Linked DNA regions of Homo sapiens: all the other regions are linked to region 1. A link is a contact called in ENCODE Hi-C or POLR2A ChIA-PET data. All regions are on one chromosome and are shown on one strand. The core of a region is the stretch at or near the end of the contact, and the rest is flanking DNA. Distances in the headings are between cores, read along the strand shown.

Region 1 (4,322 bases), core at 479-2,978:
GCATTTTGATGGCCCCTTTACAGGTTGGGAAAGCTAATTTATCTGTCCAAGGCCGAATTCTGAAACTGAGTCTTAACTGCCAAAAATTCTTATCATCAATTTCTTCTTCTGGGTTGGGCACAGTGGCTCATGCCTGTAAAGCCAGCAATTTGAGAGGCATCATGATGCAAGAGGAAGAGGATTGAGTGAAGCTAGGAGTTTGGGACCAGCCTGGGCAACATAGTGAGACCCCATCTATAAAAAAAAATTAAAAATTAGTTGGGCATGGTGGTGCACTCCTGTGGTCCTAGCTATTCAGGAGGCTGAGGTGGGAGGATTCCTTGAGCCCAGGGTTGACGCTGCAGAGAGCTGTGATCACGCCACTGCAGTCCAGCCTGAGTGACAGCTGGAAATAATGATAAATAAATAATAAATAATTATTTAAAAAATTATAATAAAAATAATTAAAAAATTATTTTCCCTGATTAATCTTTTTTTTTGTCCTTCTGAGAGTTCAATTTGTCCCTTTTCTGCCTGGTCTCCTAGGTTTCCCTAAAATCCTGCTGAGAGGTTAGCACTGCCTGCCAAAGTCAGTTTGCAAAATCCCAGAGAAATCCAGCTTATTCCTGGGGGAACCGCCAAGACTGCCCAGCCCTGTGTGGGGTTCAGGCAAGTTTCTCACATGTGCCTTTTTGGCAAGAGGCCTCTGGCAACCCCATGAGTCCCCAAAGAGACTCAATTCTAAAAGTTGGTCTCCACCAGCTCTCTGTGGCTTAGGGGTTCAAGTTCAACTGTGAAAGCCCTGTTTTGTTTTGATTTTGCTTTGAGGGAGAGGAAACCGCCCTTCTGTTTGTTCAACTCCTTCTCCTAAGGGGAGAAATCAATATTTACGTCCAGACTCCAGGTATCCGTACAATTGATTTTTCAGATGTTTATACTCAGCCAAAGGCGGGATCCCACAAAACAAAAAATATTTTTTTGGCTGTACTTTTGTGAAGATTTTATTTAAATTCCTGATTGATCAGTGTCTATTAGGTGATTTGGAATAACAATGTAAAAACAATATACAACGAAAGGAAGCTAAAAATCTATACACAATTCCTAGAAAGGAAAAGGCAAATATAGAAAGTGGCGGAAGTTCCCAACATTTTTAGTGTTTTCCTTTTGAGGCAGAGAGGACAATGGCATTAGGCTATTGGAGGATCTTGAAAGGCTGTTGTTATCCTTCTGTGGACAACAACAGCAAAATGTTAACAGTTAAACATCGAGAAATTTCAGGAGGATCTTTCAGAAGATGCGTTTCCAATTTTGAGGGGGCGTCAGCTCTTCACCGGAGACCCAAATACAACAAATCAAGTCGCCTGCCCTGGCGACACTTTCGAAGGACTGGAGTGGGAATCAGAGCTTCACGGGTTAAAAAGCCGATGTCACATCGGCCGTTCGAAACTCCTCCTCTTGCAGTGAGGTGAAGACATTTGAAAATCACCCCACTGCAAACTCCTCCCCCTGCTAGAAACCTCACATTGAAATGCTGTAAATGACGTGGGCCCCGAGTGCAATCGCGGGAAGCCAGGGTTTCCAGCTAGGACACAGCAGGTCGTGATCCGGGTCGGGACACTGCCTGGCAGAGGCTGCGAGCATGGGGCCCTGGGGCTGGAAATTGCGCTGGACCGTCGCCTTGCTCCTCGCCGCGGCGGGGACTGCAGGTAAGGCTTGCTCCAGGCGCCAGAATAGGTTGAGAGGGAGCCCCCGGGGGGCCCTTGGGAATTTATTTTTTTGGGTACAAATAATCACTCCATCCCTGGGAGACTTGTGGGGTAATGGCACGGGGTCCTTCCCAAACGGCTGGAGGGGGCGCTGGAGGGGGGCGCTGAGGGGAGCGCGAGGGTCGGGAGGAGTCTGAGGGATTTAAGGGAAACGGGGCACCGCTGTCCCCCAAGTCTCCACAGGGTGAGGGACCGCATCTTCTTTGAGACGGAGTCTAGCTCTGTCGCCCAGGATGGAGTGCAGTGGCACGATCTCAGCTCACTGCAACCTCCGCCTCCCGGGTTTAAGCGAGTCTCCTCTCTCAGCCTCCCGAATAGCTGGGATTACAGGCGCCCAACCACCACGCCCGCCTAATTTTTGTATTTTTAGTAGAGACGGGTTTTCACCATTTTGGCCAGGCTGGTCTCGAACCCCGACCTCAGGTGATCTGCCCAAAAGTGCTGGGATTACAGGCGTCAGCCACCGCGCCCGGCCGGGACCCTCTCTTCTAACTCGGAGCTGGGTGTGGGGACCTCCAGTCCTAAAACAAGGGATCACTCCCACCCCCGCCTTAAGTCCTTCTGGGGGCGAGGGCGACTGGAGACCCGGATGTCCAGCCTGGAGGTCACCGCGGGCTCAGGGGTCCCGATCCGCTTTGCGCGACCCCAGGGCGCCACTGCCATCCTGAGTTGGGTGCAGTCCCGGGATTCCGCCGCGTGCTCCGGGACGGGGGCCACCCCCTCCCGCCCCTGCCCCCGCCCCTTTGGCCCGCCCCCCGAATTCCATTGGGTGTAGTCCAACAGGCCACCCTCGAGCCACTCCCCTTGTCCAATGTGAGGCGGTGGAGGCGGAGGCGGGCGTCGGGAGGACGGGGCTTGTGTACGAGCGGGGCGGGGCTGGCGCGGAAGTCTGAGCCTCACCTTGTCCGGGGCGAGGCGGATGCAGGGGAGGCCTGGCGTTCCTCCGCGGTTCCTGTCACAAAGGCGACGACAAGTCCCGGGTCCCCGGAGCCGCCTCCGCGACATACACGAGTCGCCCTCCGTTATCCTGGGCCCTCCTGGCGAAGTCCCCGGTTTCCGCTGTGCTCTGTGGCGACACCTCCGTCCCCACCTTGTCCTGGGGGGCGCCCTCGCCCCACCAGCCCCGATCAAGTTCACAGAGGGGCCCCCGGCCACCCTCAAGGCCTCGGTTCCTTACGAGGTTGAAACGTTGCCTCAGAATCTCCCCGCCCCTCCTTGGTCTGCAGCCGAGATCTTCAGCCACGGTGGGGCAGCTATCCCCCGGGACCGACCCCCTGGGGTGGCCTCGCTTCTTCAGAGGCTGTGAATGGCTTCGGTTCAGCTGTCCAAGCGGCGATTTTTCCTCTGGGTGAAATGGATTAGATTTTAGATTTCCACAAGAGGCTGGTTAGTGCATGATCCTGAGTTAGAGCTTTTTAGGTGGCTTTAAATTAGTTGCAGAGAGACAGCCTCGCCCTAGACAACAGCTACATGGCCCTTTCCCTCCTGAGAACCAGCCTAGCCTAGAAAAGGATTGGGATTGCCTGATGAACACAAGGATTGCAGGAAACTTTTTTTTTAATTGGCAAGGGGGTTGGCTTTGACTGGATGGAGAGCTTTGAACTGCCTTGAAATTCACGCTGTAACTAACACACCAGTTTCCTCTGGGAGGCCAGAGAGGGAGGGAGGGTGTAATGAAATACGGATGATTGTTCTTTTATTTTTATTTACTTATTTATTTTTTAACTTTTTGTAGAGATGAGGTCTCGCTTGGTTGCTCAGGCTGGTCTTGAACTCCTGGCCTCAAGCGATCCTCCTACCTCAGCCTCCCAAAGTGTTGGGATTACAGGAGTGAGCCACCGCGCCCCACCGGGGATGATGATGATTGCAAACATTCTGCCACTCAGTTTTACAAAAGAAAGAGAGGCACTGGATTAATGTGTATCTCACTCACCAATCAACCTCTTCCTTAAGAGAAAATGTTAAGGAAGTCTTAGGCAAGGCCTTGTTTGTTCATCACTTTAGTTTCTCTCTCCCGGGATGGCTGAGAATGTGATGTTTCCTCTGTTGTCAAGGAGACTACACCCCTGATGTTTTCCTCCAGACTTCTGAGAGCTGGTGTGTGTTTCTAGCACTTTCTAGCTGCACCACCTCACGCTGTAGCTGGCTTCAAGGCATATCCAGGGGGGAGTTTCTTGTCCATTTCCTTTACAAAGGGAAGTTGTTGGAATCTGAACCGCAAGCCTTCACTTAGACCAAAATCAGGCAACAGCGGTGAGCGCAGCTCCAAACGTGTCAATGACTCACCCAAATTTGAGTAAGGGAGTTGGCTGCTTTAACGAGCCGCAGGGTGATTCCCTTGTCATTTCCGGAAATACCTATCTTCCAGGGAACACTGGGAAAAAACAGGGAGACCTTTGTTGAGACAGAAAACCTGTAGGGGAATTCTGTTCCTCATTCCTGCTCTTATCTGTAGACTTCCTCCCTGATAAGATCCAATTCTAGATGGGTCGGTTGCTCCTTGCTTTGATGGGTGCTTTGATGGGCTTTATTATTATTATTATTATTATTATTATTATTTTGATGGGCTTTTTGATG
Region 2 (4,322 bases), core at 1,209-3,708, 860 kb before region 1:
AGGAGAGGGGAAGGATGGAGGAAGCCTCAGTGGCTTCCAAGGTCCTCTCCACCCACTCCCAGTTCCAGAAAGGCAGGCCCTGTGGTTACAGTTCCCCCTGGTCACCCATGGAGCCCGTGGTAGCCACCCTACCTTTTGGTTTCTCTGTGGTTGTCAGGACCCCCTACCCTGCCATTCTCTACCAAGCAGCCAGGGGGAGCTTTTAAACTTGTAACTCCATGTCACTCCCCAACTCCAAATTCTTCCATGGCTCCCTATAGCCCAAGTAGGATGGCCCCTGCCGATGAAGCCTCCTCCCACTCTTCCCCCAGGGCCATTCCACTCCAACCACACTAAACCTCCTCCATGCTACCCCTACCCCTACCTCCAAGCCTTTACCCCTGCTGTTCTTCTTGGGGCACACTCTTTTTCTCAAAAAAAAAATTTTTTTTTTTTGAGACAGAGTCTCACTCTGTTGCCCAGGCTAGAGTGCAGTGGTGTGATCTCGGCTCACCACAACCTCTGCCTCCTGAGTTCAAGCGATTCTCCTGCCTCAGCCTCCTGAGTAGCTGGGATTATAGGTGCCTACCACCACACCTGGCTAATTTTTGTATTTTTAGTAGAGATGGGGTTTCACCATGTTGGCCAGGCTGGTCTGGAACTCCTGACTTCAGGTGATTCACCTGCCTAAGCCTAGGAAAGTGCTGGGATTACAGGCGTGAGCCACCACGCCTGGCCTTTCCTCAAATCTTTGAATGACTGTCTCCCCATCTTTCAGAAAGGCAGGCCCTGTGGTTACAGTTCCCCCTGGTCACCCATGGAGCCCGTGGTAGCCACCCTACCTTATAGAAAGTGACCTTTCTATTTAAAGGTCACTTCCTCAGAGGGGACTCCCCTGACCCCCAGTCTACAATAGCAGCCATCTCCAAGCCTTTTCTAATCACAGAATCTCGTTTTATTATCTGCACAGCGCTTGCCACTATGGGAAACTATCATGATATCTTTCCTTTTCTGTCTGGCTTCCACCTAGACAGTCAATGCCTAAGGCCAGGGAGCAAGTCAGTTATCAGCCCCTACAGGGATGCCTGGCACAAATAAAACACTCAGAAAACGTGTGGAATGGGCAAATGAATGAATGAATGAATGAACCAATGAACAAAGGAGACCCTAGTGGGTTCCCAAGGGTGGAAACTCCTAAGCTCAGCCCAGACCCAAACAGCAACAAAGGAGCCTGGAGACACCTCTGGTCCGCGGGCAGCGCCCCCATCGCCCACCATCAACCAGGCAAAGCCCAGCGTGTCTCCATGGAGATGGCAGCAGGACCCGACCCCGTGCTGGCCCGCACTCTCGGCCTCCTTATCTGGTTTAGGAATGCGCGGTATCCACGCTCGCTCGCGCGGGAGCCACGCCTCCTCTCCCCCCCGCCCCCGAGACCGCCACACGCGCGGGGCCCCCACGTCTCCAAGCGGCACTGGAAGGATTCCTCTCCGTCCCGCCAGGGGTCCCGCCTCGAGATTCTGGGAAGACTGGGGGTGGGGGACCAGATCGCAGCAGCAGCTGCACCGCGAGTTCCGCGCCTGGCCGTGTCGCCCCACGAGGGGGACTGTGGGCTCAGCGCGTGGGGCCCGGAGCATCTGACAAGGACAGAGACAGAGGAGGGGGTGGAAATCCCCGGGTGAGTCAACCCGTGCCTGAGAAGGGGGCGAGTTCCGACGCTCCGCCCGGCTCGGGGCCACGCGAGGTCCGCGCCACGCGCGCCTTCACCCACGACCCATCCCTGAGCCGGAGTTGAAAGAGGAGGCGTCTGAGCCACGCAGTCACTTTCTCTTTCCTTACAAAACAAAGCCACGCCCCCCGCCGGGGGACCGGAGGAGGCAAACAACTTGGGGAAACCGAGGCAGAAAGCCCGACGTCCGACCGCCCTCCCCGTGGGTGCCGCCCCTTGGCTTGGAGGCTCCACGGCGCGCACATCCTTTTGCCCTCGCTCAGCCGGAGTCAGCCAGGAGGGGTGTTGCCCCCCCCCAAACACACTCCCCAAGACCCCGGTCCCCGAGCACGGCGTCCTGCCTCCCAAAGACTCCAGTCGAAAGCGCTCGGATTCAGCCTTCTCCCCGGCGCCAACTTCCTGCCGCTGAGAAAGGCGGGGAGCACAGTCTGCGGGTTCGCGGCCGAGGCAGTGGGGGCCGCCCGGATTCTTGGAGAGGGCGCACTGTGACCACCCGCTCCGTGCAGCAGGAACCCAGGCGGCGCGTGCGCGCCCCAGCCCCCCGATTGGGGCCCCTCAGCTCGGATCCCGAGACCTCAGGGGACCAGGCCCGCCTTTTCTGCCTCCTTGTCGCCACGCGCGCTCACCTGGCTAGGCCGGCCCGGCTCCCGGCCCTGGCCGGAGGGGCCTTGGCGTCTGCGTCCCCAGGGCGGCCGCGGCTGGGGCTGGGGTTGCCAGCCGGGCTCGGCTAAGTCCCGGGGCTGGGACGAGGGACAGAGGGGGGGGCGGAGAGCCGCCGCCTCTGCCCCCCGCTCGCCCCGCCCTCCTCTCCTCCCCTTTCCGGCGGCGGCTGCAATGAATTCCAGATGTGACCGGCCGGCTGGCCGGGGCGCACGCGGGGGCCGACAGGAGCTGCACGGAGGGCCCTTTGTCCGCCCCCCCCACCCGATCTCTCACTCTGCCCCTCCCAGCCCCCACCCGTGAGAACCGGCCGGCGCGAAACGTCACGCAGCCTGGTGACGTCACAGTACTCCTGGCCAGGTGGCCTCAACCTGAAACAACTGTCTTCAACCCCAGGTTACCTCTGGGCTTACCCCTGGGACCCTGGACTTGGAAGAAAACACGAGGTCACATTTATTGACTCAACAAAGAGCCTTGGAAGTACCTACTAGGTGTCAACGCAGCAAATAGGCATTAAGTGCCTACTGTGTGTCCACCCAACAAATAAATTCCTACTAAGTGCGATGTCCTGTCCCAAAGACAAAATTGATCTCTTTTTTTTTTTCTTTTTTTGAGACATGGTCTTGCTCTGTCATCCAGGCCAGAGTGTGGTGGCTCAATCATAGCTCACGGGAGCCTCAGCCTCCTGCCTCAGCCTCCAGAGTAGCTGGGACTACAGGTGCGCCATCATGCCTGGCTAATTTTTTGCAGTTTTTTGTAGAGATGGGGTCTCGCTGTGTTGCCCAGGCTGGTCTTGAACTGCTGCATTCAAGCAATCCTACTGCCTCAGCCTCCCAAAGTGCTGGAATGACAGGCGTGAGCCACTGTGCCTGACCAGTCTCTCCCTTGATAGGACCTCCAGAATTCAGGTGCTGCCCTGTTTCCCTTGGGGGACTGGGGACACTCCACACTCTTTCCTGCCTCTGTAGATCACTGTCCCCTCTGGCGGGGCCCAGTTTGTGCCTGCCTTCCAGCGTCGGGCCCAGTCTTCTATCCAGATTTCCAATTTTCACTAATTCCTGGGCATTTCTGTGTGCCTGCCTGCGGAAATGATGGACACTACACCTTCATCGAATGATGTGTGTGTGTGTGTGTGTGTGTGTGTGTGTGTGTGTGTGTGTAACCAGCAGTTCGACAACAGGATAGGAAAGCCCCTCATTCCAGCAACAAAATTTTTTTGTTTGAGACAGAGTCTTCCTTTATCTCCCAGGCTGGGGTGCAGTGGTGCCATCTCAGCTCACTGCAACCTCTGCCTCCCAGGTTCAAGCTATTCCTGTGCCTCAGCTTCACAAGTAGCTGGAAATACAGGCGCGTGCCACCACGCCTGGCTGATTTTTTTGTATTTTTAGTAAAGACAGGGTTTCACCATGTTGGCCAGGCTGGTCTCGAACTCGTGACCTCAAGTGATCCGCCTGCCTCGGCCTCCCCAAGTGCTGGGATTACAAATGTAAACCACAGCACCTGGCAACAAATATTTTTTATGCACCTACTGGGCACAGCAGTGAACAACAACAACAGCAACAAAAAGGAAAAACTCCTTGACCAGATGGATTTTTTTTTTTTTTTGAGACAGAGTCTAGCTCTGTCGCCAGGCTGGAATGTAGTGGCACTATCTCGGCTCACTGCAACCTCTGCCTCCCGGGTTCAAGCGATTCTTCTGCCTCAGCCTCCTGAGTAGCTGGGATTACAGGCATGCGCCACCATGCCCAGCTAATTTTTGTAGTTTTAGTAGAGATGGAGGTTTCACCATGTTGGCCAGGATGGTTTCGATCTCCTGACCTCATGATCTGCCCGCCTTGGCCTCCCAAAGTGCTGGGATTACAGGCATGAACAACCGTGCCTGGCCAACCCAGTGGATCTTATGTTCAGGTGGGAAATATGGCTTTTTATGAGGGTACCATTTGTGAAAATGTAGACA
Region 3 (4,322 bases), core at 794-3,293, 690 kb before region 1:
CCTCTTTATGTGACAGAAATAGGTCTTCCCAAGAATAGTCTTTGGAGCTTTGAGGAAGTCTTAAATATTTCATAATAAAATGTTACACACGGCAAGAAATAGAAGCGCTAGAACTTTCTTCCCACACTCCAGTGGCTTGCTTGGCAGGTACACTACCCAGGAGACTCAGGATTTAAGGAATAGGTCTGGAAGTGGGACTGGGAGCTAGATGAAGAGACTAATGCCGTATTCCAGAGTATTCTGGAAGGATGGGAAAGGGACCTTCTAGTTGTTTCTGGATAAATGATGGGGAATTGCCCTATGGGAGGGTGGGGTAAGAGATCCTCACTAGAAGGTTCTGAGAGGTATATGCCCTTCGTTTAAGAGCACAACATGGCTGGGTGCGGTGGCTCACGCCTGTAATCCCAGCACTTTGGGAGGCCGAGGTGGGTGGATCAACTGAGGTCGGAAGTTCAAGACCAGCCTGACCAACATGGAGAAACCCTGTCTCTACCAAAAATACAAAATTAGCCAGGCATGGTGGTGCATCATGCCTGTAATCCCAGCTACTCAGGAGGCTGAGGCAGGAGAATCACTTGAACCCGGGAGGCAGAGGTTGCAGTGAGCCAAGATTGTGCCACTGCACTCCAGCCTGGGCGACAAGAAGGAAACTTCGTCTCAAAAAAAAAAAAAAAAAAAAAAAAAGGAATACAACAGACACTGGTATGTAATGCAGGCACACTCATTTGGGGTAGCAGGAGGTTAAACCTTTAAGTCTTAGTCATCCCATTGGCTCGTGAGCACTGAGAGGGTGGTGGGACATGGATCACCCAGGCTTGGGATTCTGGGGTCTGGATTCGGGACCTCTGTTGTGGTCAGATAGAAGAAGGGGTGGTGAATTTAGAATCAGACCAGGAGAGTCCCTGGATAAGAGCAGGGACAATTTGGGTCACAGAGTAGCTAACAGGCTGGGGACAAAAGGTGGGGTGGGTTTGGGGTTCTGGGCTTGAGTTAGGGGAGAGTTTCCAATGCTGGCTGAGGCTCATACAGGAAGCCAGTCTGGGAAGTGGGTGGTGACAGGGTCTGCAATACCAAGTAGGAGCAGGGGCTCTGGCTAGGCCGGAAGCCACGTGGGCAGGATTTCCTGGTATAATGGGAAATGGGTCTACCGGAGGCCAAAGGAGAGGCTGGAATGTGAGGCTCTATCGGGTTGGAGCTGGTAGTTAGATCCAGAGGGGAACCAGATTCCAAAACCCAAGTACTCGGTGAGACTAAGGATCCTGAAGGGGGACGGTTCTACACTCTAGGAAGGGGGTCCTGGGTGTGGGCAGGGACAGGAATATCAGAGTAGCACAGAGTTCCTTGTTCCGTTTAGAAAAGGAGTGGCGACTCCGGATCTGAATGGGAACCCCGGATCAAGATCCCGGAAAGTAGATCCCGGGACAGACCAAAGTATTGGGGGTCCAGACTACGGAGGTGGGGGGGCGATGGGAGATCCCAGATAGGAAGTGAATACCCGAATAGGATGAGGGATCATCTAGAAGAATTTGGGGTCCAAACTTTGAGGCAGAGTTCTGGGTATAAATGTTAACTGCCGAACAGAATTAGGGAGAACCCCCAAGACTCGTCTAGGGGACTCCAGACTATGAAGAAGTTCTAGGGGGTGAATAGGGAATCCCACGCAAAAATCGGAGCAGGGAGTGGGGGAGCGGAGATCCAGGGCAGGGACTCAGGGTCCCAATGGTACTGGGGTCCCGGAGTTGAATCGAAGCTCCTGAAAATCCAGACTGGGGGGGTGAGAATCCTAGGTGTGAACAGCGGGGTCCCTGGGCAGTATCGGGGATCACAACTCCGAAGCGGGGTCCGGGAGTGGGGAAAGGGATGGGCGCGCGCGCCTTACCTGATGCCGCCAGCGGAAGAGACTGGCCGTGTCGATGTTGGGGTGCGTCTCGTCTTCATCATCAGACACCTCAATGTGGTCCCACACGCTGTAGTCCACCATCTTGCCTTGGCGGCCCAGCCCGCTCCGGCTCGGGTGGCGGCGACGGCGGCAGCAGTGGAGACTAGGAGCGCGGAGCCCCGCCCCTTCCGCTTCCGCCGAGCGCGGGAAACCCCGCCCTGTGTGACGTCACATCCCTAGTAACCGCGGCAGCGGCACTAGCTACCCAGCCAGCCTTAAAGGGCCCTGCGTAAGTGTTCCGGCCCCCTGGAGTTCCCGCAGAGACTCCGCGTCATCGGGCGCTGGGGCTCCGCTAGGTCTCCTGGGGGCATATGAGTGCGCGCTTCAACTCCGAGCCCCCCTCATCTCCCGCCGCTCCACGGTGGGCGTTTGGGGTGGCAGGGAGGGGACGGTTGATGAGACTGAGAGGACTGTCCCCTCAGCCACGCCGCAGTGACGTCTGCAAGGGGTAGGGACACGGCGGGAAGGCCCTCCCCCTGCCCTTCGTAAACGGGGACCTAAGCCTGCGCTGGAGAGGGGCGCCTGATGACTCCTCGGACTTTCTCAGCCCGAGGAGGACTGGACCTGCCCTGGGGGTGTCTAAATCGGGGGTGGTATGGCCCTCCCCTTGCAGGGTTAAACGTGGAGGGGAGACTGTGGCCCTGCCTTGGGAGCTGGGGTTTCCCCGCCTCGGCAACAGCCTTCTCCTTGTCTTCCACCTCCTGCCATTCGCAGCGAGGACTCGCGCGAGCGCGCGCGCGCACACACACACACACACACACACACACGCACACACACACACACACACACTTTGGAATCACCCGGACCCCCTCAAAACGGGTCTCGGCTCCCCACCCCGCTGGCCGCTGGGTGTCGCTAGAGTCTAGCCCACGGCGCGTATTCCTGGCCCCGCGCTTGGTGGGGGGAATCGTGGAGGGGTGGAAGGGGGCTTTCCTTGTCGTCACAGTCTGGGGCCACGCATAGCCCCTCCCCGTTCGTCTTGGGGTACGCTTCCTCCGCCGGGGCTCTAAGGACTCCATTACTCTAAGCATGCAGGGCCTCGACCACCTCACACTTCCATGCATCCCAATCCACGCTTTGATACCAGGATAATAGGCCGTGTTGCAGCCTTGGGCCAGGATTATCTCAGATTAAAGGGTGCTCCCTCGGGGGTCAGGCTGGATAGGAGGAGCTCCAGCCACTCCGGTGAGGGGCGCCTCTTCCTAGTCTCCCCTGGAGCCGACGTTGGAGGCAGTGCCTGGAGAGAGCGAGCGAAGTTCTCCAGAAGGGGGAGGATTCCCCGGTGCATGGAGCGGGAAGGGCCATCGGACAAAAACGTCCTCCCGCTGCCGCCCTTCCCCCTCGCGCTTCATTCAAACCCGCGAGTGGGCGGGCAGGGGCGGGGGAGTCCCCATCTCCTACCCCTCCCTCTTCCCCTCCACCCTGGCAGTCCAGCACATCAGTGGCCGTCACGGCCCGGGCACGCGCGCGCACGGACCCACACCCCGGCGGCTCTCACAATCGCACACACACATACACACACACACCAGCAAACAAAGGGTCTGGACACCCCCGTCCCCTCCCGCCCCCCAGGCCAGGGAGGGCGGGGCATCCCCTCCCCAGGCCCCCCGCAAGGTAAGCTTGGGGCTGCGAGCTGCGGTGGGGAGGGGGACACGGTGCCACAGTGGGAGGGGGCCAGGAAGGTAGGGGGTTCCCCGGCTCCCCAGGAAAGTCGTACCCCCACCCCCACCGTATGCCCTTTAGGGATTCGGCCCCGTCATCAGCCTGGGGGTGTTTGGAGAGAATCCCAGATGTCGGGGATTCCCGGATAGGCGCGGGGGTCTCTTCCTGGCTCTGGAGACTGGAGCTGCCCAGCTTCAGCAAAACAGGGTTCCCGGAGCCTCAGCTTCCAGAACTGGGGATAGAGCGCCGGAAGCTTCCCCATCAACCCCAAGCATTTCCTAATCTGCCAGCACAGCACCTCCAGCCCTGGGGACTGAGGAGAGAGACCCCTAAGTTGCTTTGCACTGTCCCTCTGTCCCCGGTCCCCATCCCACCCCCATCGGTGCAAACCCTGCTATGTCTCTCCTGCCTGTGTGTGTGTGTGGGGGGGAGGTTTGCGGGAATTGGGAACGCTTTTTGGGGCTACCTTTGCTTCTTCTGCTACATCCCATAGCCACATACCACTGAGCTGCGGTGGGGCCCGGCAGGCGGCTTTGCCTTCCTGAGTCTCAATTTCCTCCTCTGCAAAGTGGGTAATGACACACACCTAGGATTCCGCGAAATCGTGCTCGCGGAGCCTGCTTTTGCGCCATCATTTTATTTATTAGCTCATTTCACATCTCTTTCCCAAGTGTCTACTTACGATGTACTGGGCACTGTGACCAGGCTTTGGGGCAGCAGC
Region 4 (4,322 bases), core at 1,072-3,571, 670 kb before region 1:
TCCGCCTTGAAGGGGATGGTGGAGTCTTGGAAGGGGTCTGGACTAGTATTTTTCTTTCTCCTGGGGAGATGTGAGAAATATCTGCGAGCTCTGGGTTCACACAGCACCTCCTGCTGATTCTCATCTGGGGACCTTCCAGGTACCCAACCAGTTTCCCAGAGTACTCAACCCCCCTCTTGGCTCAAGAATGAGCTGGAAAGTCAGACAGCTGAGCTGGTCCTGGCTTCTGGCCGGCCCCTGCCCCCATGCCCTCCTCTGGTCACCGCTTTCGGCAGTTCCAATCCACCCCCACCCCCATCTACTCAATTGGAGGGTTCCAGGGTCTCTGTTTCCGTCATGGTCCAATGGTTCATTTCCAGATAGGGAGAGCAAGTGACTGTCTCTCGCCCCTGGAGCTGCTTAATTATACCTCTCCACGCCCATCCCACTAGCCTCAGGTCCAGATCAGTTTATCCCCCAGCTCAGGCCACCGCTCCTCGTTTCCTCCTTCTTCTGCAACCCCAGCTGTGTCCTGACACCCCCACCCACCTCACATTACGCACTCCCACCCGCTTCCAGATCTCTAACCAACGTTACAGCATACCCCGCCAAGAATTTGGCCCAGCCCAGGACTCTCAAATATGATCTGGGGAGAACTCACAGCCCCTGCAAATTCCCTAGAAGCCGTTTTGAGTGTGTAATGGGGGGGGTGTTCCTGAGAGAAGTGGGGAACACAGTTTTGGCCCTTGGAATACCCGGCGGCTGCTGATGGGGGGGCCGGTTTTTGCTCGGCGTTCGCCCACGCCGGGAGCCCCCTCTGGCGGGGAGAAAAGTGGCTGTGGGGGTTGAAGACCGGCAGTCTTTTTTTTTTTTTTTTTTTTTTTTCAAATAAGGAGAAGGGCGCGGGGGGAGGGCGGTGGCAAACGGCATCGCGTGCCCTGGGGAGCCCGTGACAGGGGGCGCACGGGGGCAGGGGTCTGGTCCCCGGGTCCCGCAGCAGAGCAGTTTCGCGTTCGAGCTCTTATCGGCGTGGGGGGGGGGGGCGGTGGGACACGCGGGCGCGTGCACTCCCCCCGCCCAGCAGCCATCCTTGGGGGGGTTGAGGGGGATGGGGGCGCACTCGGATCCCGCTCGCTCTCTGCTTGCTCGCTCGGCGCGGCGCTGGGGGAGGCGGGAGCGTGAGTCACGGCGACTCCCGATTTAGGTGCCGGAAGGGGGGCTCTGCTGGCGGGGGCCGCAGGGAGGAGGCTCGCCTGTTTACTCGCCTGAAAAGGGCACGGGGGTGCGCTCCGCGGCTACCTGGGACCTTCCTCAGTTTACCTCTGGCAGAAGCGCTTTAGAAGAGGCAGCGATGTATAGAGCGGTGGGCCGGCAGCTGCGGTATCCGCCACAGGGTGTCTTCCTGGAGCCACAAGGGAACCAATGGGACACACCCCAGAAACACCCCAGAGGCCCCAGGCCGACCACACACATACACTCACGCACACGCACACACTAACATACATAGACGTCCTCCGACACTACAGTCAGACGACAGAGGCCGAATCGCGTGCACAACTCCGCAAGCACACACCGACCACAAACGCATCCAAGCGCTTGAGAACACATTCACAGTCCCCAGGCCACCTGAAAAAAGACCACGTAGGGATGCACATCCTCCAAATAGGTAGCACATGTGCGCACACATCCTTCACCCACAGACACACACAGTTATACACACAGCCAAATCCAGAGAAACGGGCAGACAACAGCAGCCAACCACGTGCGCACACACACTTCCAGCCGACACTGAAAACACAGACAACCCTCGGAAGAGGCCACGTGCGCGCACATCCCGCCCCGGGCCCGCACCATCACTATCCTCCGACGCACAGACAGGAGATCCCACACACTCTGCCGCCGCCCGCTGCAGGTACCGCGCCGGTGGCACTAGGACCACTCCTCAAAAACTGCCCCCCGCCAGGGGTAGCGGCGAGGACACGCCAACACCGGACTCCGCCCTCGCCATGATGGACCGACTGACTGACACTCTGGCAACCAGTCCGGTGTCTGCTTCCAGATCGGATTAACCGTTTAACTCCTTCGTGCCTGTGCGCGCCGCGGCCAAGCAGGGTGCTTTGAAGACAGACGAGTTCCAGCGCCCCCTCCCAGCCCGGAGCGGGGATCTGCGTGGGCGGGAAGGGCCCCCCTCCTTAGGTAGCTGCCCCCCGCTGGCCCGGACGGAGGAGGAGGGGGGCGGCGCTGACAGCCGCGGCGGGCGGGGGGCGGGGAGGGGCGGGACGGGGCGGAGGAGCCGGGGCTGGCGCCGAGCGGGCCGCGGAACGCGGAGCGCGGAGCGCGGAGAGCGCCGCCGGGCACTGAGCAGAGCTCCAGGCGCCGAAAGGAAGCTGCAGAGCCCGGCCCGGGGGCGATTGGCCCGCAGCGCCCCCGGGTCTGTCCCCGGGGCGCCATGGCCCTACCGCGGCCGGGCGCACCCGCGGGGCCCTGGGCTCGCTGGCTTGCGCGCAGCTGAGCGGGGTGTAGGTTGGAAGGGCCAGGGCCCCCTGGGGCGCAAGTGGGGGCCGGCGCCATGGAACCCCCGACCGTCCCCTCGGAAAGGAGCCTGTCTCTGTCACTGCCCGGGCCCCGGGAGGGCCAGGCCACCCTGAAGCCTCCCCCGCAGCACCTGTGGCGGCAGCCTCGGACCCCCATCCGTATCCAGCAGCGCGGCTACTCCGACAGCGCGGAGCGCGCCGAGCGGGAGCGGCAGCCGCACCGGCCCATAGAGCGCGCCGATGCCATGGACACCAGCGACCGGCCCGGCCTGCGCACGACCCGCATGTCCTGGCCCTCGTCCTTCCATGGCACTGGCACCGGCAGCGGCGGCGCGGGCGGAGGCAGCAGCAGGCGGTAAGACTCCCCGCGGCGGATGCGCGCGGAACGGATGGGCGCGCAGGGAGGAGGCAACTCGAGCTGCCGGCCGCAGGGGGCGCTAGGATGCGGGTGGGGTCGGTTTGGCTGGCGGGGGCGGAGGGAATTCGGCTGCGGGGGCGTCTGGGACCTGGCCCCTGGTTGTGCGCTCTACGGGAGGCTTCCTGCTGAAGCCCATCCTGGGGTCCATTTAGGGGGCGCCACGCTGCGCGTGGTGTTAACGAGGTCTGGGTTGGGGAAGGGGGCTGCACACTTAGGGGTCTGTATTCTTGGTGACAGTGCAGAACAGCTGCTAAGCTGGGAACCACTTGGAGGGACCTTCCTGGGGGCACTATACTGAGGGCTAGATTCGCAGTGTTTGGGGTACTCTTGGAGCACTCCATAAGGGGGTGCCTGCTAGGACCAGGATCTTTACTTCAGGGTGGGGTGCTCTCAGGGTCCTTCTAGGGGATGGAGGACTCTATTGCGGGGATGTTAGTGGACTCCTCCTGCAGCAGCTGGGGTCAGAAATCCAGAGGGTGCCTCTTGGGGGAGCACTGTTTTGGGAGCCTTGCGTTAGATTGGAGTTCCCCTCTCAGGGCAAGAGTGTTAGCGTTAAGTAGCTGTTCAGAGGCAGGAAACAGTGGAGGGGGGGCGCAGTCCCAGCACAGAGGGAAGGAGTCCCTGACTGCAGAGGTGACAGCATAGTGAGGGTGCATGTGTGTTGAGCTTGGTCTCCTCTGAGGGTATTCTCCGATTGACCTCCGTTTGCTCCAGCTGTCCGGGTATGACCAGCTGTGGCTACCTCAGTTGTGTGCTCTGTGTGAGCTTCTGGGGTCTTGTGATGGTGACACGATGACTCTGTGTCCTCCAGGGACAGTGTAATTGTGACAGTGTGACTGTGTATTTCCAGGGTAGTGTGACTGTGTGTTTCTGGGACAGGGTTTGCGACAGTGACTGTGTGTGCTCCAAGAATGCTGTGACTGTCACAGGGTGACTGTGGCCTCATGGGATGCAGTGATTGGGATAGAGTGACTGTTTCTGCTCCTAGGACAGTGATTGTGCAATGGTGTTGGTGGTCTAGGGACAATGTGATTGTGACAGTGTCATTTCTGGCATGCAGTGATTGTGGCACTGGGGTGTTTACACTTGGGGAACAATGTGATTGAGTTCGTGGAACAGTCTGTGCTCCTTGGACACTGTGATTGAAACACAGTGGCTGTGTGTTAGTCTTCACCAGGTGCTCACGTCTGAGCGTCGGTGCTCTGACATGTGGTCTGTGTTCCCTCTGCCTGGTGTATCCTAAGAACTGGTGTCCTCTAACCACCTGGTGTTCTTAGTTATTGTTCCTCCTCTGATGGTGCTCCAGGGTCTGATTGCTTGTGCTCCAGCGATGTGTGCAACTGACAGCTTTGCCCGTGTGCTCTACCTGGATGCCCCACTGCTGGGGATAT
Region 5 (4,322 bases), core at 670-3,169, 590 kb before region 1:
GGCTAACATGGTGAAACCCCATCTCTACTAAAAATACAAAAAAATTAGCCGGGTGTGGCGGCGGGCGCCTGTAGTCCCAGCTACATGGGAGGCTGAGGCGGGAGAAAGGCGTGAACCCAGGAAGCAGAGCTTGCAGTGAGCCGAGATCGCACCACTGCATTCCAGCCTGGGTGACAGAACAAGACTCCATCTCAAATAAAACAAAAAAAAGATATTCTCATACTTCGGCCTCCTGAGTAGCTGGGATTACAGGCACCAGCCACCACGATGGGCTAATTTTTTGTATTTTTAGTAGAGATGGGATTTCACCATGTTGGCCAGGGTGGTCTCAACCTCCTGGCCTCAAGTGATCCCCCTCCTCGACCTCCCAAAATGCTGGGATTACAGGCATAGGCTGCTGTGCCCAGACGTGAGTTACGTTTCAAAAGGAGTGGGGGATCTCCAAGTGGCTCCCCACAAGTGGATCTGCAAGTTCTCACTCCCCTCTTTCTGGGACTCAACTCAAAGTCTCCTCTTCCCTGTTTTATTGTCATCACTGCGCTTGTCAGGAACTGAAATGACCTCCTTTGCTTGTCTGTTGATCGACTGTCTCTCGTCCCCGGCCCCAGCGCCTCAAATGGCAGGGAGACCTATGTAGGTCGGCGTCGGGCCAACCCTCTCCTGTGCCTCTCGCCTGGGGCCTGGCACTGCGCAGGGGTCAATAAACGGGTGGTTGGCTAACTGCCCTGCCACCGTGCCTGCCAGAGCGGCCTCCTCCACCCTCCCTGGGTGCCACTCGGCCCCCACTCTGGTGCCAAGGCCCTGGGTTTGCCTCTTGGTCTTTGGCCAATCGGTCAACAATGCCCCTTGGGCACCGGGCACTTCCCCCACCCTACAAAGCGGCAAGTGGGCGACTGCGCATGCCCCTCCTGAGCCTCCACCAGGCCCAGTGAGGCGAGGAAGTGACCCCACCGCGGCCTCTCGGCTGCCAACCCCAGAACGCAGATCGAGCCCCTCAACGCCTCGGAGCCCCCGGGCCTCCTTCTGCGCAGCGCCTCCTGGTTCTCTCGCTCGGTTTCCGCCGCTCCCGGGCCACCCCAAGAGTTGCGCCGTCCAACAAAAATATCCACCCAGGTCGCGCCCTCCTGGCCCTCCGAGTCCTGGCGGGGAACTCGGAGGCGCCCTGGGCCGTGGCGCCCGTTTTCCTGGTCTCCGGGCACGGCCGCAGGGGCGCTCGCGGCCCGCGATGCCCGCAGCCCGGGCACATCCCGCCTCACTCACCCCGCCATGGCCGCGCTCCGGCTCCGCCTCCACCGCCCGAGCCCCGGCGCCTCCATCGCTGCGCGTGGGGGAGGCGCGGAGCGCGCGCAGGTCACCATGACTAAGCAGAGCCGGGCGCCCGCCGTGTCACAATAAAAGTCCCCGGGCCCTGGCCTCAGGCGGTAGGGACCGCTGAGGGGCCGCTCCCCACCCCCGCCCACGCCTGCTGTCGCCCAGCTGCGCGGCCACCACGGCGCCCAGCATGGCGGCGGGGCGGGGGCACGCGACCCTGAGCGCGCTTAGCCGCGTGGTCCGAGTCGCGGGGAGTCTGAACCCCGAGTTCCAGGCCTGCGCGCCCCGGCCCGCACCAGGGGTGGGGTGGACACCCCTCCCCGTCGCTGCTGCCCAAGCGCTCACCTCAGCCCCCAGGTCGCCTCCGTAGGGGGTCCCTCGGGGTGGGGATGGCCGGGGCGCGCAGGGGCTCCGGGCACAGTGATGCCACCCGCGCACTGCGCTTCCGGGAAGCCGGGGGACCGCGACCCAGTCCAGGAGATTCCTGCCTTACCTTGGCTGTAGGGGACCCGCGGGCGCCTCCGCCGTCGGGGGGCCTCGGCTCCAGGGCTGCGTGGCCTGCGGGGTCTTGGTTGTCGGTTGGGGAGCGGCCTCGGGACGCCCGAAAAGGAGGCGGGGAGAGGGCGGAAAGGGCGCGGCGGGAAAGGAGCGGCGATTCTCCCGCCCTTCCCGCAGGTGCCCGGCGCCCGTCGGCGAGGAGTGGGGCATCGGGCGGGGGCGCACAGCCAGGCCCCCCTTCTCACTGTCCCTTCCATCTCCCGATTTCGTTGCTGGATGTCTCCTCGCGGGGCTGCGCGCCACCATCTGCTATTCTCCTTTTAACAACGCACAGCGCCGGCCTCGTGGTCCGGCGGCCGCAGGATCTAGGGAAAATTATCTACCTCGCTAGGTTTTCTTTTCTTTTCTTTTCTTTCTTTCTTTCTTTTTTTTTTTCCTTTAGAGACAAGGTCTCGCTCTGATCTGCACGCCCAGGCTGGAGTGCAGTGGCGCAATCGCGGCTCACTGCAGCCTTGAGCTCCTGGCCTCAAGCGATCCTCCCACCTCAGCCTCCTGAGTAGCTGGGACCACAGACAGGCGCCACCACACCCGGCTAATTTTTAGTTTTTGTTTGTTTGTTTGTTTTTCTGTAGAGATGGGGTCTCGCAATGTTGCCCAGGCTGGTCTTGAACACCTGGGTTTAAGAGATCCTGACTCCATTGGCCTCCCAAAGTTCTGGGATTATAGGTGTGAGGCGCTGTGCCCAGGCCTCAGGTTTTCCTTGTCTTTTTTTTTTTTTTTTTTTTTTAATTGAGACAGAGTCTCTCACTGTCACCTGGGCTGGAGTGCAGTAGCTCGATCTTGGCTCACTGCAACCTCCGCCTCCCGGGTTCAAAAAATTCTGCCTCAGCCTCCCGAGTAGCTGGGATTACAGGCGCCCGCCATCATACCCAGCTAATTTTTTGTATTTTTAGTACAGATGGGGTTTCACCATGTTGGCCAGGATGGTCTCAAACCCCTGACCTCATGATCCGCCCGCCTCGGCCTCCCAAAGTGTTGGGATTACAGGCGTGAGCCACCGCGCCCGGCCTTCCTTGTCTTTATTTTTGATTTACTTCCTATCAAGAGGCGTGTGGCACCCGTCTTTGGGGGGTTCAAACCCTGGATCTGCCTCTTACCAGCTCAGTGCCCGTGGGCGCTTACTTAGTTCTCTATGGTTCAGTTTCCTCTCTATAAAAAGTAATAATATAATAGCACCTACCTACCAGATTATCATTAAGACTAAATGCGGGGCCGGGCGCGGTGACTCACACCTGTAATCCCAGCATTTTGGGAGGCCGAGGCAGGCGGATCACGAGGTCGGGAGATCGAGACCATCCTGGCTAACATGATAAAACCCCGTCTCTACTAAAAATACAAAAAATTAGCCGGGCGTGGTGGCGGGCGCCTGTAGTCCCAGGTACACAGGAGGCTGAGGCAGGAGAATGGCGTGAACCCGGGAGGCGGAGCGTGCAGTGAGCCAAGATCACCGCACTGCACTCCAGCCTGCGCCACAGAGCGAGGCTCTGACTCAAAAAAATAAATAAGTAAATAAAAAATAAAAATATTAAATGCGAATGCTGGCTCCCAAGAGACAGAAACCATTGCTATTTTTCATGACTGGGGATACTGATTTGTCATGCACACCGTTTATCATGTAACGTTAACTTTTAAATAAATGTATGTAAGTTTATTTTAAAGAATTCATCTAGGCTGGGTGCGGTGGCTCACATCTGTAATCCCAGCACTTTGGGAGCCGAGGTGGGTGGATCACGAGATCAGGAGTTCAAGACCAGCCTGGCCAACATGGTGAAACCCCCATCTCTACTAAAAATACAAAAATTAACCGGGCGTGGTGGCGGGCGCCTGTAATCCCCAGCTACTCGGGAGGCTGAGGCAGAGAATTGCTTGAACCCGGGAGGCAGAGGTTGCAGTGAGCAGAGATCGCGCCACCACACTCCAGCCTGTGCAACAGAGTGAGACTCTGTCTCAAAAAAAAAAAAAAAAAAAGAAAAAAAAAGAATTCATCTAAATTTCATCCAAATTATAATTATTTTTAAAAGATAGAGAGGCCAGGCGCAGTGGCTCATGCTTGTAATCCTAGCACTTTGGTAGGCCAAGACGGGTGGATCACCTGAGGTTAGGAGTTCGAGACCGGCCTGACCAATATGGTGAGACCGCCGTCTCTACTAAATACAAAAAATTAACCGGGTGTGGTGGTGGGTAAGTGAAGGTTGCAGTGAGCCGAAATCCTGCCATTGCACTCCAGCCTGAGCAACAGCGCGAGACTACGTCTCGAAAGGAAAAGAAAAAAAAAAAAGATAGATGGGATTTCGCCATGTAAGTGAATAATAAATGGAAACTCTAGGCCCCTGGAGCCTCCAGGGTGAATTTGAAAGATTGAACGTCCTGGCTCAGGGTCTGGAAGGAATCACGTGTAGGGCTACGTTGGAGTTACCCCGCTACCCCAAATCCTTGTTGCGTGTAGATGCAGT
Region 6 (4,322 bases), core at 482-2,981, 550 kb after region 1:
AGACAGGACAGGAAGGCATGTTGAGAGCCTAGAGTTAAATCCTTCAGTGTTCAGGCCTCATCACCAGGTTCTGATCGGTTCTGGGGCTCTGTTTCAGCAGTCAGAACCTGGCTCCCAAGAATCTGTTTAACCTCCTGAATAGGGGGTTTCCTGCTGAACAGTGGCTGAAAAACTGCTTCTCTGAGCTAGTTCATGTTTTTGCTTTTCTTCTCTTTTGATTCCTTCATAGAATATTGCTGCCATATAATTCCAGTTTTTCCACACATTTAACAATTTTATTCCATTGTTGCTGTGTTTTTATTTTCTTGGTGAAAACGAGTAGACTCCAGGGCGCGGTAGCTCACGCCTGTAATCCCAGCACTTTGGGAGGCCGAGGGGGGCGGATCACGAGTCAGGAGATTGAGACCATCCTGGCCAACATGGTGAAACCCCGCCTCTACTAAAAATACAAAAATTAGCTGGGGGTGGTGGCGCGTGCCTGTAATCCCAGCTACTCAGGAGGCTGAGGCACGAGAATCGCTTGAACCCAGAAGGCGGAGGTTGCAGGGAGCCGAGATCGCGCCACTGCACTTCAGCCTGGCGACAGAGCGAGACTCCGTCAAAAAATAAAATAAAAAATAAAAAAATAAGACTGAGAGATCAGGTGGGAGAAAGGCTTGGTCATGCAGCCAGCAGCTTCATCCCAAATTCCTGATCCCTGGAGGACATCAGACCCCCTCTCCTACTGCAGTGTGGCCTGTGTGGCCTCGGCTCCCCTTCTGCTCCGAGGCCAGGGGATGTCTCCACTGGACAGTGAGTCTGGGATTCCCTGCACACAGTTGTGACCCCCCAGTCCCGGAGGAAGAAGCAGGAAGGGCTCGCAGACTATTGGCAGGAATTCTTCTTAAATGCAGATATTCCCCGGGAGGGGTCAGGTCACTGCCCAGGGAGGAACCCCCCCTCCCCCGCCCGCCCCATGCCAAGAGCTGTGTCTGCAACCTGTTCATCTGGCTCCACTCAGCACTGGGAGATCACTTCTTCTGTCGCTCAGTGCCTAGGGGGCGGGACCTGGAGTACTATCCAATCAGAGCCGCTGGGCGGGGCCGTGAGAACTGTCAATCAGGCGTCCAGGAGGCTGGAGGATGCGAGGTTGAAAAAGCCCGCGGCGTCTTCTCTGTCACCCGCGCTCGGCTCCCTGCTCGGTCGGGCTGGAACCTGTACTGGCAGCCGGAGGTGTAGGTAGGAACCGGAATACCTCGGAAGCCGGGAAATGGTGAGTGTCCGAGGCCGGGGTTCCCGAGACAGGGTACAGCTGGTTGTAACCGACCGGAACCGGCTGTGGCGGGACCCAGACCTCCTCGCTGTTGTCTCTGGGGTCTGAGGACCCGAGTGCCCTGGCCCAGCTCGGTCCTCGGTCCTCTCGGCCTCAGGGTGGGGCTGGGCCTGCAGCCAGGACTCCGGGCGTCCTGTCCGGTCCCCGCGCGGCAACTGCGGCCCAGGTTCCGGAGTCCTCTCTGGGCAGCTCCGCGTCCGCAGCCCCGCGTCTCCCTAGATTGTGCGGGGACACGGGAGGGTCATGGGGGGAATCCTCCTCGGGTGTGGGGTTCATGTGGAAGGAGCAGCGGTCTGTGGGGTCCCCAGTTCCTCCTTTGTCTCCAAGGGGCTCGAGTTTTTACTGAGATATCCAGATATATGCGAAGCAGGGTCTCAAATCCGCAACTGTGATCCCTGGCCTAGCTTCTCCTAGGGCTGCCAGCAAATCCCTGGATTTCCAGATCCCGCTCCGCGTTTTAGAGCTGGCCTCCTCTTCAGTTCACCACAACAATGTCAACTCTTCGTCCCCCAGGCTTTGTTTCAAACATAGCCATATATATGTGTGTGTGTGTGTATATATATATATGTGTATATATATATATATGTGTATATATGTATATATGTGTGTGTATATATATATATATATATATATATATATTTTTTTTTTTTTTTTTTTTTTTTTTTTTTTTTTGTGACAGAGTCTCGCTGTGTCGCCCAGGCTGGAGTGCAGTGGCGCAATCTCGGCTCACTGAAACCTCCGCTTCCTGGGTTCAAGCGATTCTCCTGTCTCAGACTCCCGAGTAGCTGGGATTACAGGCGCCCGCCACCACGCGCGGCTAATTCATGTATTTTTAGTAGAGACGGGTTTTCACCGTGTTGGCCAGGCTGGTCTCAAACTCCTGACCTCAGGTGATCCACCCTCCTCAGCCACCCAAAGTGCTGGGATTACAGGCATGAGCCACTGCAACCGTCCTCACACGTTTTTCATGTATATATGAATTATATATATATTAAATATATATATATAATTTTTTTTTTTTTGGTGGAGACGGAGCCTCACTCTGTTGCCCAGGCTGGAGTGCAGTGGCACGATCTTGGCTCACTGCAACCTCTACCTCGCGGGTCTCCTGCCTCAGCCTCCCGAGTAGCCGGGACTGCAGGCGCGTGCCACCATGCCCGGCTAATTTTTGTATTTTAGTAGAAACGGGGTTTCACCATGTTGGCCAGGCTGGTCTTGAACTCCTGACCTCAGGTGATCCGCCCGTCTAGGCCTCCCAAAGTGCTGGGATTATAGGTGTGAGCCATGGCGCCTGGCCACACGCAATATTTTAATAGGCTTTTTTTTTTTTAAGAGGGCAAAATATGGCTCTTTTTGTAAAGATTTGTTGTGTGTTTGTGAACATTTCACACTTGAGGAAGCGGAGAAAAAGCACCTGACACTTGCTGTAAACAATCTTTATGCCTCTCCTCCTTTTATCTGCCCGAGGCACGGACACCTTCTGAGAATGTCTTTGGGTTGAGGTTTATCTTTGGAAACTTTACAGGGCGATGTGTCCTCAACTCACCCTCCATCTTATCCTGGTCCTGGGTTTCAGAACTGCCTGGGGCTGACTGAAGATGCCCACAGCTACCATGTTTCTTGGAGGGTGGGTCACTCCTCCCAGAGGACAACCTGAGGCGTGGAGTTGGGGCTTCCCAGGAGAGGAGCTAGGTGCCCTGGGGTGGGAGAAGTCCCCTGGTATTCCCCTCCTTAAAAAGCTAATCCTGGGCCAGGAACAGTCTCTCACACCTGTAATCCCACCATTTTGGGAAGCCTGTAATCCCACCACTTTGGGAAGCCGAGGCGGGTGGACCCCTTGAGTCCAGGAGTTCGAGACCAGCCTAGGCAACATGGCGAAACCCCGTCTCTACTAAAAATACAAAAAAACTAGCCGGGTATGGTGGTGCGTGCCTCTAGTCCCAGCTCCTGGGGAGGCTGAGGTGGGAGGATCACCTGAGCCAGGGAGGTCAAAGCTGCAGTCAGCTGCGATCGCACCACTGCACTCCAGCCTGGGCAACTGGAGTGAGACCCAGTCTCAAAAAAAAGCTCTAATCCCCTGGGACACTCAGCTTTTCTTCCCCAAATCCAGATTCCATTCCTTGGGGACACTTGGCTCATCAGCCAGTTGGATGGTGGTATTGAAGGGACAGGACAGAAATGATTCCTGTTTTCTGGATGCTCTCAGCATAGTTAAGGGAGAAAACTATTCCTAAGGACAGGAAAACCCACCCCACTGAGATGGTGCAAGAACCTGAAAAGCAAAATGCACTTTAGGAACACAGGGGACGCACAATGTGTCGTCTCCTGGGAGGGTGGTCACTGAGCACTTCAGTGAGCAGGATGGGGATGGGGGATGCCCCTGGTGACAGGAGGATACGATGTGACACTTGAGTTAGACTTGTCTGTGTTCTAGGTCCTTACTGTCTCTCTCTGGGCTTGTCACCTTGCAAAGATTGGTTCACCTATTTCAGCTGCAGATTAAATCTCTACTTTTGGAAGCTTTTCAACTATCTTTTGGTTATCAATTTCTAGTTTAATATGATTTGATTGCATACTTTATAGCATTTCTGTTCAATTTGTTAAGGCATATTTTATGCTTCCAGTGTAGTTTACTGTGGTGAATATTTCATGTGAACTTGAGAGGAATGTGTATTCTGCTGGTGTTGAATGAAGGATTCTATAAATACATATTAATTAAATGCAGTTGATTAATTGATACAGTTTGGCTGTGTCCCCACCCAAATCTCATGTTGAATTGTAGTTCCCATAATCCTCACCTGTTGTGGAAGGGACCTGGTGGAGATAATTGAATCATGGGGGTGTTTTTCCCCATCCTGTTCTGGTGATAGTGAGTTAGTTCTCAAGAGATCTGATGGTTTTATAAGGGGCTTCCTTCTTCGCTGGGCACTCGTTCTTCTCCTTCCTGCCACCATGTGAAGAAGGACGTGTTTGCTTTCCCTTCCGCCATGATTGTAAGTTTCCTGAAGCA

Evidence for each region. Hi-C counts contacts between places; a loop is a spot of excess contacts on that map. ChIA-PET counts read pairs that join two places held with the same protein, here RNA polymerase II (POLR2A). Pooled maps may share reads with other maps.
Region 2: a loop to region 1 is called in a pooled map, with 5 times the contacts of the local background. The contact joins the promoter of S1PR2 here to the promoter of LDLR-AS1 in region 1. A Hi-C loop is called at or near these places in 5 of 37 single-sample maps with no recorded cell type and 4 of 50 pooled maps.
Region 3: a map of naive thymus-derived CD4-positive, alpha-beta T cell shows a loop between it and region 1 (5-fold over the local background). The contact joins the promoter of CDC37 here to the promoter of LDLR-AS1 in region 1. A Hi-C loop is called at or near these places in 1 of 168 maps with a recorded cell type or tissue (naive thymus-derived CD4-positive, alpha-beta T cell), 4 of 37 single-sample maps with no recorded cell type and 7 of 50 pooled maps. POLR2A ChIA-PET finds 5 or more read pairs at or near these places in 4 of 52 experiments (GM12878, T-cell, activated CD4-positive, alpha-beta T cell and 1 more).
Region 4: a loop to region 1 is called in a pooled map, with 13 times the contacts of the local background. The contact joins the promoter of PDE4A here to the promoter of LDLR-AS1 in region 1. A Hi-C loop is called at or near these places in 5 of 37 single-sample maps with no recorded cell type and 12 of 50 pooled maps. POLR2A ChIA-PET finds 5 or more read pairs at or near these places in 2 of 52 experiments (GM12878 and activated CD4-positive, alpha-beta T cell).
Region 5: a map of endothelial cell of umbilical vein shows a loop between it and region 1 (6-fold over the local background). The contact joins the promoter of KEAP1 here to the promoter of LDLR-AS1 in region 1. A Hi-C loop is called at or near these places in 1 of 168 maps with a recorded cell type or tissue (endothelial cell of umbilical vein), 1 of 37 single-sample maps with no recorded cell type and 7 of 50 pooled maps. POLR2A ChIA-PET finds 5 or more read pairs at or near these places in 5 of 52 experiments (A549, HCT116, WTC11 and 2 more).
Region 6: a pooled map shows a loop between it and region 1 (5-fold over the local background). The contact joins the enhancer-like site here to the promoter of LDLR-AS1 in region 1. A Hi-C loop is called at or near these places in 1 of 168 maps with a recorded cell type or tissue (breast epithelium) and 1 of 50 pooled maps. POLR2A ChIA-PET finds 5 or more read pairs at or near these places in 1 of 52 experiments (HCT116).

What each region holds. Positions count from the first base shown.
Region 1 is chr19:11,087,931-11,092,252 of GRCh38, forward strand. It overlaps LDLR-AS1 (LDLR antisense RNA 1), which reads right to left and starts at 1,729. Exons shown (of 1, transcript NR_163945.1): 1 at 1,138-1,729. It overlaps LDLR (low density lipoprotein receptor), which reads left to right and starts at 1,533. Exons shown (of 18, transcript NM_000527.5): 1 at 1,533-1,685. The coding sequence starts at 1,619. RefSeq lists enhancers at 1,787-2,382, 2,383-2,976, 2,694-2,873, 3,570-4,322, 4,192-4,322 and a silencer at 2,364-2,623.
Region 2 is chr19:10,228,873-10,233,194 of GRCh38, forward strand. S1PR2 (sphingosine-1-phosphate receptor 2) reads right to left here and starts at 2,459. Exons shown (of 2, transcript NM_004230.4): 1 at 2,332-2,459. MIR4322 (microRNA 4322) reads left to right here and starts at 1,541; the gene lies at 1,541-1,613. RefSeq lists enhancers at 954-1,003, 1,084-1,163, 1,103-1,817, 2,964-3,013 and silencers at 1,344-1,393, 2,104-2,763.
Region 3 is chr19:10,401,499-10,405,820 of GRCh38, forward strand. It overlaps CDC37 (cell division cycle 37, HSP90 cochaperone), which reads right to left and starts at 2,044. Exons shown (of 8, transcript NM_007065.4): 1 at 1,880-2,044. The coding sequence starts at 1,981. MIR1181 (microRNA 1181) reads right to left here and starts at 2,040; the gene lies at 1,960-2,040. RefSeq lists silencers at 1,760-1,819, 3,530-3,579 and an enhancer at 2,220-2,569.
Region 4 is chr19:10,418,217-10,422,538 of GRCh38, forward strand. It overlaps PDE4A (phosphodiesterase 4A), which reads left to right and starts at 2,322. Exons shown (of 15, transcript NM_001111307.2): 1 at 2,322-2,868. The coding sequence starts at 2,549. RefSeq lists enhancers at 1-121, 1,115-1,994, 3,175-3,364 and silencers at 2,215-2,684, 2,915-2,964.
Region 5 is chr19:10,501,437-10,505,758 of GRCh38, forward strand. It overlaps KEAP1 (kelch like ECH associated protein 1), which reads right to left and starts at 1,920. Exons shown (of 6, transcript NM_203500.2): 1 at 1,805-1,920. RefSeq lists enhancers at 406-655, 632-1,187 and silencers at 1,026-1,305, 1,316-1,935.
Region 6 is chr19:11,638,645-11,642,966 of GRCh38, forward strand. No RefSeq gene overlaps it. Among named protein-coding and RNA genes, the nearest start is that of ZNF627, 43 kb to the left of the region's middle. RefSeq lists a silencer at 1,028-1,117. Within about 2 kb of position 1,732, at least 13 of the 41 ENCODE cell types and tissues checked have a DNase peak (open chromatin) inside an H3K27ac peak, as active enhancers do; they include HCT116 and breast epithelium, where a contact is called at or near this core.